3 separate regions of the Homo sapiens genome follow, and regions 1 and 3 are each linked to region 2. A link is a contact called in ENCODE Hi-C or POLR2A ChIA-PET data. All regions are on one chromosome and are shown on one strand. The core of a region is the stretch at or near the end of the contact, and the rest is flanking DNA. Distances in the headings are between cores, read along the strand shown.

Region 1 (2,873 bases), core at 52-2,551, 290 kb after region 2:
CCTCAGCCTCCTGAGTAGCTGGGATGAAAGGCACGCGCCACCACACTTGGCTAATTTTTGTATTTTCAGTAGAGACGGGGTTTCATCATGTTGGCCAGGATGGTCTCGATCTCCTGACTTTGTGATCTGCCCGGCTCAGCCTCCCAAAGTGCTGAGATTACAGACGTGAGCCACTGCACCGGTGCAAGAATGGTTTTTTAATTCAAACTCTGCTGGTTTTCAAAATAGATGTTACTTTTGAAAGATGCCTCAATCCGATGCTACATTAAATTTTATTTTGGTTTTTGAGGAATAATTCAAATACTAAGCAGAATGCAAGGCTTCGAGTTGACTTGAAGTAACTGGTAGGTAGGTTCTATGTAGGGCTCCTTTTAAATATTGAAGTTCTTCTTTAATAATAGCTTTCTGTCTGCTAGGTTTTTAAGTAAACAGACTGCATAAAACAAAACATGATCGTTTAAGTAAACAGAATTACTTTGCAAAGATTTTTACACCTTGTTTTTCAAAGATTTTTTATAACACACATTTACCTAAACCACAGGTTTACTGGCTGTGACCTTAGATGAGTCACATCCTCCTACGGCCTTAGTGCTTTCTTCAACTGTGAGATCAAAAGGTCAGACTAGACAAGAGCTAAATAACATGGGTTAACCTTGCCCTTCAACAACTGTAATATGCGGGGGTTTCCACCATCTTAAAACACTATGCTAGAAATCTAAAGTCAAATTAGTTATTACCTACATTTCAGTCTTCAGAACAAATCAATGAGACTTTTCTGGATCCCTGCCATAATATGCATGGCACTAAGTGTTGTTGGGGATAAAAACTGGTTAAAGGCTGGACACGGTGGCTCACGCCTGTAATCCCAGCACTTCGGGAGGCTGAGGCAGGCGGATCACTTGAGGCCAGGAGTTCAAGACCTGCCTAATCAACATGGCAAAACCCTGTCTCTACTAAAAATACAAAAATTAGCCAGGCGTGGTGGCGGGCACCTGTAATCCCAGCTACTCAGGAGGCTGAGGCAGGAGAATCACTTGAACCCAGGAGGCGGAGGTTGCAGTGAGCCGAGATCGCGCCACTGCACTCCAGCCTGGGTGATAGAGTAAGACTCTGACACACACACACACACACACACACACACACACACACACACACACTCTGGTTAAAGACATAGTCCCTGCAATTCATGGTGTCTAAAACCTAGCAGGAGAAGAAATATAATCATGTGACATTAAATGACAATAAAATTTGGACCACAGGCTTTATAATTTTTTTTTTTTTTTGAGATGGAGTCTTGCTCTGTCCCCCAGGCTGGAGTGAAGAGGTGTGATCTTGGCTCATTGCAACCTCCACCTCCCAGGTTCAAACGATTCTCCTGCCTCAGCCTTCTGAGTAGCTGGGACTACAGGCATATGCCACCAGACCCGGCTAATTTTTTTTGTATTTTTAGTAGAGACGGGGTTTCGCCATGTTGGCCAGGCTGGTCTTGAACTCCTGACCTTAGGTGATCCACCCGCCTTGGCCTCCCAAAGTGCTGGGATTACAGGCATGAGCCACCATTACCGGCCCACAGGCTTTATAACTTAGATAAATTAAGAGTTTGACAAAAAGCATTCCCAAATGTCCCTACCACTGAAGGCAATGTAAAGGATAATGATATTCCATGTATAGCCCACCCTATGGGAGGTGGGGTGCTGGTCTGTGTAGGGAATGAGCTGGACACAGTATAGCAGATCTTATATTCATATTTTATAATCTGTTAGTTCCATTTCTGCAGAATTATAATGGAATAAAGGCTTTCCCCTTCCTTTCCCTTCCCTTTCCTTTAAAAAAGAAAAAAAATACATAATGGAATAAAGGTTCTAAGTGGTGGACTGTTTGAGGGATTCAGCTAATACCTCATGTCCTTAATTCATATATGAGAACACATAGAATTGATATCTATTACTTAGATCTTATCATTAATGTAAAGGGAAAGACATATGCTAAAACATCTCTGACATCATAGTTACATCTTGCCCGCCCTCTGAGCCTGACCAGGACAGTGTCATAGGAGGAGGTATAACTGGTATCCATGGCAACATCACCAGACTGGGACAATGTGAAAAGCCGTAACCTAGCAACTGATGACGAGAGGTGTGTATAGGGGGAATTCTTACAGTTCTGCAAATGACAAACATGCAGCATTGAATGCAACTAATCATACCAGGGCAATGCGGAAAATCTGACTTATTCGTGGAGAATTACAGAATGTCAACCTCATAAAACCTTAGTACTATGATGCATAATTTTAAACAGGAAAATCACATAAACACCTCCTCATTCCCCACACCGTCAGTCGTGTGCAGGGAAAGTACCTTATGTGTCATGACTGGAATGGAAAATAAATTTTGTTGTGGCACCAATCATCTCAACCTCTCTCTATTTCTCATTACACAAAGGAGTAAATTTGGGTGAGAGGAGAAGCCGCCCTCGGTCCCAGAGAAGGATGAATATGTTCTGCATGCAAAGGCGGCAGCATTACAAAGTTACCAGACATGATATACCACATCATGTGAGACTATCTCTCTACTAATTTTCTTTCCAACAGAGATCGCATACGTACATGTGGACATTTAGAGAGCGAAGGAATCATCTCGTTCAATCTCCGTGTTTTACTGACAGAAATTGAAACCCAGAGTGAGGATTTATTCAAAGTCAGAAAATTAGTGACAGAACATGGGCTAGAACCTAGGTCTTCTGTTTTCCAGGTCAATTCATTCCATTAAAGCACAATGCTATTCTTCCTCATGTTTAAACAGAAATGCTGTTGGACTTTATGGGAATGAGAAAAAAACCTCTATTATGTAAAGCCATTGAGAGCTTAGGGTTTA
Region 2 (3,002 bases), core at 309-2,808:
CAGTACCGCTGGCGGATTGGGGCACTCCGGACAAAATCACCATGCTGGATGGGCCTGCGGTCAGTGCGGGCATAAAGCCCCACTTTTTCTGACCTGTAGTCTGGTATCCCCGATTCGGTGGAGATTCCTGCCCCAGTCATCACAAGGAGTCTCTTGGAAAGGGTGATGAAGCGCTGTAACTCTTTGACCTTCTCAGGGTCCAGAGGAGGACTTGCTGGCACAAATAACCCAATGGAGGCTTTCGAGCACGGCTGGCTGGGGTTTGCGATCCAACGGCCTTTTGCTGACCTGAAAGTCAACGCAAAGCTCATCTTCATTCTAGAGAAAAAGAAGCCTCATGTGAGAAACTGGGGTGGTTTTTTTTTTTTCTCATTTTTTGTTTGTTTGTTTTCGTTTTGTTTTTTGAGACAGAGTCTCCCTCTGTTGCCCAGGCTAGAGTACAGTGGCATGATCTTGGCTCACTGTAACCGCCGCCTCCCGGGTTCAAGTGATTCTCCTGCCTCAGCCTCCAGAATAGCTGGGACTACATGGCCACCATGCCCGGCTAATTATTGTATTTTTAGTAGAGGCAGGGTTTCACCATGTTGGCCAGGCTAGTCTCGAACTCCTGAGCTCTAGTGATCTGCCCGCCTCGGCCTCCCAACGTGCTGGAATTACAGGTGTGAGCCTCTGAGTCTGGCCCTAATGAGTCAGGTTTTGTTTGATTTTGTTCATGTAATTAAGCACACACACGCATTCCTTTTATTTTTTCATTTCCCCCTTATTTTAGTTTACCCTCCACTGCAAGCTCTGCTACTTGGACACATCAGAGAGACAAGACCCCTGCCCGTCAGCTTTTCTAGCTGTAACAATAGAGGGCCGGGTGCGGTGGCTCACGTCTGAAATCCCAGCACTTTGGGAGGCCGACGCAGGCAGATCACTTGAGATCAGGAGTTCGAGACATGCCTGGCCAACATGGTGAAACCCCGACTCTACTAAAAATACAAAAAAAATTAGCCGGGCATTGTGGCACGTGCCCGTAATCCCAGCTACTAGGGAGGCTGAGGCAGGAGAATTGCTTGAACCCGGGAGGCGGAGGTTGCAGTGAGCCGAGATCGCGCCGTTGCACTCCAGCCTGGGCGAAGAAGCAAGACTCCGTATCAAAAAAAAAAAAAAAAAGAAAAAGAAAAAACTTTGACATATTATTTGACACAATGCAATGCATAAATCCTCTAGTGACATGCACCCCGTATGTAAACATTATTTTATGTTTGGCTTTCCAGATCTGAGATCAGGACCCCGCTTTCTCCTTGACATTCCACAGCAAAACGTGAACAGCTGAACAAACACACAGTCCGGTTTCCCGAGACCAAAGGGTCAGGGGAAACCCCCGCTGAAAACGTGCATCAGTGGAACAACTACTCTCTTCCAGGTCCCACCGAGGGCAAAGAGGAGAAATAGAATCCCTCACAAGAAATCCACAACTTCTAGAAATCCGCAGCACACACAGAACACACTTACCTCTCACAGCTCTACGGACACTTCACACCCCACAGTGGGACCGTCTGATTGCATTTGCATTTTGGGACATGTAGTCCAGAAAGCTTAAATGATGCGAGAAAAACCACAAGTCCCACAATCCTCCGCGTCTCGCAATTGACAGCCCCAGATCATCCAGGAACGCCCCCTGTCGGCTCTTTCTGGTCAGAGGTTCCCCCGTTAATATAAAAGCTTTTAATCATGGATTTTTTTCTTTGTTTTCAATTTCTGTGGGCACTTAGTAGGTGTATATATTTATAGTGTACATAAGATTTTTTTTCTTTTTTCTTTTTTTTTTTTAAGACGGAGTTGTTGTTTTTTTTTTTTGAAAAAACTCCAGTCTGGAGTGCAGTGGCACGATCTCGGCTCACTGCAACCTCCCTCTCCCGGGTTCAACCGATTCTCCTGCCTCAGCCTCCCGAGTAGCTGGGATTATTTTTGTATTTTTAGTAGAGACGGGGGTTTCGCCATGTTGGCCAGGCTCGTCTTGAACTCCTAACCTCAGGTGATCCGCACGCCTTGACCTCCCAAAGTGCTGGGATTATAGGCGTGAGCCACTGCGCCCGGCCATCTTTTCTCTTATTTTTTGTCTTTTTTTCTTTTCTCTGTGCCTGTCTATGCTTTACCCACATGAGATGTTTTGATACAAACATGCAATGTGAAATGAGCACGTCATTAATCATGGATCTAGATTTGACTTTTTTTTAAAGTTTTTGTATTTTTAGTAGAGACAGAGTTTCACCATGTTGGCCAGGCTGGTCTCGAACTCCCGACCTCAGGTGATCCGCCAACCTCGGCCCCCCAAAATGCTGGGATTACAGGCCTGAGCCACTGTTCCCGGCCTAGATTTGACTCATTCTAAACATCAGAGTTTGTGATCCTTTTCATTCACAACGACAGTATCAAGTTATTTGCTATTGGTAAAATACCTTGAACTTGTGAAGAAATGTGTTTATACATATCTGAAAAAGTGATAGTTTGTTGTTGTTGTTGTTGTTGTTTGTTTGTTTGTTTTTGAGACGGAGTCTCGCTCTGTTGCCCAGGCTGGAGTGCAATGGTGCCATTTCGGCTCACTGCAACCTCCGCCTCCCGGGTTCAAGCAATTCTCCTGCCTCAGCCTCCTGAGTAGCAGGGATTATGGGCGCATGCCACTACGCCCGGTTAATTTTTTTATTTTTAGTAGAGACAAGGTTTCACCATGTTAGCCAGGATGGTCTTGATCTCCTGACCTCGTGATCTGCCCACCCTAGCCTCCCAAAGTACTGGGATTACAGGCGTAAGCCACTGTGCCCAGCCAAAAGTGATGTTTTTACAGTTAATATGAAGCCAAATATATTATACCTGGACTAATGTACTTAACCTGCTTGGCTTCTCCAATTTTATTTATCATATTTTTTTTATTAAGTTAATCAAACAAGGCCTGCGTCTCACTCCCAGGGATTCTGATCTACAAATTTCCTAATTGTTCCTAATGTGTAGACAAC
Region 3 (3,018 bases), core at 66-2,565, 430 kb after region 2:
TTCATTGCTTGTGAAAACACTGCAATATACAATTTTGTCTTTTCTACTGCTGATGGACATTTATATCACTTCCAGTTTTTTGCGAACACTATTTTGTATTCTTATACACATCTCTTGGTGTACATAAGTAGGAGTTTCTCGCCGGCGTGGTGGCTCAGGGCCTGTAATCTCAGCACTTTGGGAGGCCGAGGTGGGCAGATCACTCGAGGTCAGGAGTTCAAGACCAGCCTGGACAACACGGTGAAACCCCATCTCTACTAAAAATACAAACAATTGGGCATGGTGGCATGCACCTGTAATCCCAGTTACTTGGGAGGATGAGACAAGAGAATAGCTTGAACCTGGGAGGTGGAGGTTGCAGTGAGGCGAGATCGTGCCATTGCACTCCAGCCTGGGAGACAGAGCAAGACTCCATCTCAAAATAAATAAATAAATAGGAGTTTTTCTTAGGTAGAGAAACTACACCTAGCAATAGTCATAGAATGCACAAATCTTCAATGTTAGCAAATAATGCCAAACTTTTTTTTCAAATTTCAAAGAGATTGTATCCATTTACACGCCTACGGGTACTGTATAAGTGTGTGTACTTCCACATCTTCGCAAACACTGTCACATCCTTTTGTTGTTGTTGTTCTCGAATTTGAGTGTTATTCTTTCTCACTGTGACTTTATTTTTCATATTTTCTGATTATGAACGAGGTTGACAACTTTCACACATTTGTTGGTCATCTGGATTTCCTTTTTGGTGAAGTGCCTGTTTAAGTATCTCGTCTATAATTTATTTTAAAGTGTCCTTTCAGACAGTCTCAATGACTGTCACCAACTCCTTGCAGGGCAGTCAGCCCGGAGATAGAGTAATCAAGGTAGGTTGAAGTCAAGCTCAAAACATTCGCTGCCTCAGCTGTAGCAGAGGACCACTGGGCTTCCCCAGGTAACAAGTACTTCTACCTTAGCCACATGAGAGAGAAAGAAGACCAGGCAGAGCAGCCTGGCTGCCTTCCTCCTTGCAGGTGGCCGAGAGCAGGGGACAGCGCCCTGGCGACCTCCTCAGGGATCCTAGATTAACAGTCGCGTCCTCAAACGCAGCATCCTGCGTAACCGCCAATTTCAAACTTCCAAGACCTGCCCTGCTGATTTTGCCCTTCCCTTTTTCCCGTTGGTCGCGAGTCAAAGGAAGATGCAATTTGATTGGCTCTCCCCTTCACTTTCCTCCATGCCTTTAGGGACATGGGCGGGGCCTGGCTGAGACGCCCATGTCTATCATAGGAGCGGAGACGCTGATTGGTCCAAACACGGCTGAGACCCGCCCGCGCCGTTCCTCGGGTTCAAACGCGGCGGCGGGAGGCGCGGGGCGGAACAGATCGCAGACCTGGGGGTTCGCAGAGCGTGAGTCTGATCCCCCAGACCCAATTCTACCGCACCCGGCTCTGCAAGGCCAGGGGAGGGCCGCCTCCACCCATACAAGTCCCGGGTTTCCCTCCCGCCCCGGGGAGGGCGGCGATTCCACCCCCAGGGCTGCGGGAGGCCTGGAGGGTCTTCCGGGGCTAGCTGTGCGCGCGCCCACCTTCCTTGGGAGCCGAGGGGTCAGCCGAGTGGTGCTGGGGCAGGAGGCTTGCTCCTCCCCTAAACCAGGCGGAGTGCTTTGTCTCTTCAGCTCTGCCTCCTGTCAGCACTAACTGCATTATTCTGCCCAGTGTAGTCGGCCGGTTCCTTATTATCTGCGTGAACTTAGCCATTTACTTAACCTCTCTGTTTCAGCGTATTCATACCCCGTGCCCACCCCATCACCTCATGATGCCCCCGCCTCTTTCGCTCTGCTCCAGTCCGTCTGGCCTCGCTGTTGCTGGAGAGGCCAGGTCCTGCCTCAGTGCTTTTGGCTTGGCTGTTTCGTTTGCCACGGATGTCTTTCTTTCCCCAGATATCAACATGGCTTGCTGGTCATTCGCTTCAGGTCTTCAAGTCTTGGGTCAAATGGTGGCTTCTCAGTGAAGTCTTATTTGACCACACTAAAAATTGCACCATCTCACCCCCATTGTCCTTTTCTTGCTCGATTTTGTTTTTACCCCATAGCACTTAACACCTTACAACAAGCTATATATTTTGCTTATTTCAGTCATTCATTTAATAACTATTCGCACCTATTTGTGTGCCAGGCTATGTGTGCCCCCACTGCATGGGGGCAAACATCTCTGCCCTTGTGGAGCTTCCATTCTAAGGGGGGAGATAATAAACACATTTATAAGTAAGAGAGTATGTCAGATAAGTGTATCATCTCCTGTCACAGTGAGTTAAAATCTGGTGTTTAATCTCCATGATTAGACTGAGCTTCCTAAAACTGGAGTGGTAGCTGATTTTCACCTCCTTGTCCCTGATATCTTGAGGGAGATCAGGATCTCTCAGGCCCTTCCTGCTCAAAACATAGGACACACTTGACTTTTCTGATATCCTTTCAGCGCCAGTGGGGAGATGTTGAAGTTCAAATATGGAGCGCGGAATCCTTTGGATGCTGGTGCTGCTGAACCCATTGCCAGCCGGGCCTCCAGGCTGAATCTGTTCTTCCAGGTAACAGCCTACCCTGCCAACTTTGCTCACCTGTGTGTGTCCTTGGAATCTCCTTGTCACTCACCTTTGCTTTTATTTATTTGTTTATTTATTTAGAGTCTCAGTCTCTCAGGCTGGAGTACAGTGGTGCAATCTCAGCTCACTGCAACCTCCGCCTCCTGGGTTCAAGCGATTCTCCTGCCTCAGCCTCCAGAGTAGCTGGGACTACAGCCGCCTGCCACCACACCCGGCTAAATTTTGTATTTTTCTTTTTAGTAGAGACGGGGTTTCACCATGTTGGCCAGGCTAGGGTCGAACTCCTGACCTCAAGTGATCCACCTGCCTTGGCCTCCTAAAGTGCTGGGATTACAGGCATGAACCGTGCCCAGCTTGCTTTTATTATAGGACCAGGGATAATATTTTAGGGGAAATTCTGTTTTGTTTTGTTTGAAACAAGGTCTTCTGTCGACTCTAGGC

The links. A loop is a pair of places that touch in the nucleus more often than their neighbours do. ChIA-PET counts read pairs that join two places held with the same protein, here RNA polymerase II (POLR2A). Pooled maps may share reads with other maps.
Region 1: a pooled map shows a loop between it and region 2 (3-fold over the local background). The contact joins the enhancer-like site here to the promoter of SIRT4 in region 2. A Hi-C loop is called at or near these places in 3 of 168 maps with a recorded cell type or tissue (CD4-positive, alpha-beta T cell and naive thymus-derived CD4-positive, alpha-beta T cell), 2 of 37 single-sample maps with no recorded cell type and 12 of 50 pooled maps. POLR2A ChIA-PET finds 5 or more read pairs at or near these places in 20 of 52 experiments (CD4-positive, alpha-beta T cell, CD4-positive, alpha-beta memory T cell, CD8-positive, alpha-beta T cell and 12 more).
Region 3: a loop to region 2 is called in a pooled map, with 5 times the contacts of the local background. The contact joins the promoter of CIT here to the promoter of SIRT4 in region 2. A Hi-C loop is called at or near these places in 8 of 50 pooled maps. POLR2A ChIA-PET finds 5 or more read pairs at or near these places in 2 of 52 experiments (activated naive CD4-positive, alpha-beta T cell and activated naive CD8-positive, alpha-beta T cell).

The regions. Positions count from the first base shown.
Region 1 is chr12:120,011,724-120,014,596 of GRCh38, reverse strand. The region is part of intron 2 of BICDL1 (BICD family like cargo adaptor 1); the gene reads right to left. Among named protein-coding and RNA genes, the nearest start is that of BICDL1, 24 kb to the right of the region's middle. RefSeq lists an enhancer at 1,937-2,016. Within about 2 kb of position 1,301, at least 5 of the 41 ENCODE cell types and tissues checked have a DNase peak (open chromatin) inside an H3K27ac peak, as active enhancers do; they include CD4-positive, alpha-beta T cell and CD8-positive, alpha-beta T cell, where a contact is called at or near this core.
Region 2 is chr12:120,300,877-120,303,878 of GRCh38, reverse strand. SIRT4 (sirtuin 4) reads right to left here and starts at 1,558. Exons shown (of 4, transcript NM_012240.3): 1 at 1,501-1,558; 2 at 1-318. The coding sequence starts at 317.
Region 3 is chr12:119,875,617-119,878,634 of GRCh38, reverse strand. CIT (citron rho-interacting serine/threonine kinase) reads left to right here and starts at 1,315. Exons shown (of 48, transcript NM_001206999.2): 1 at 1,315-1,386; 2 at 2,454-2,562. The coding sequence starts at 2,467. RefSeq lists a silencer at 1,556-1,635 and an enhancer at 1,866-1,925.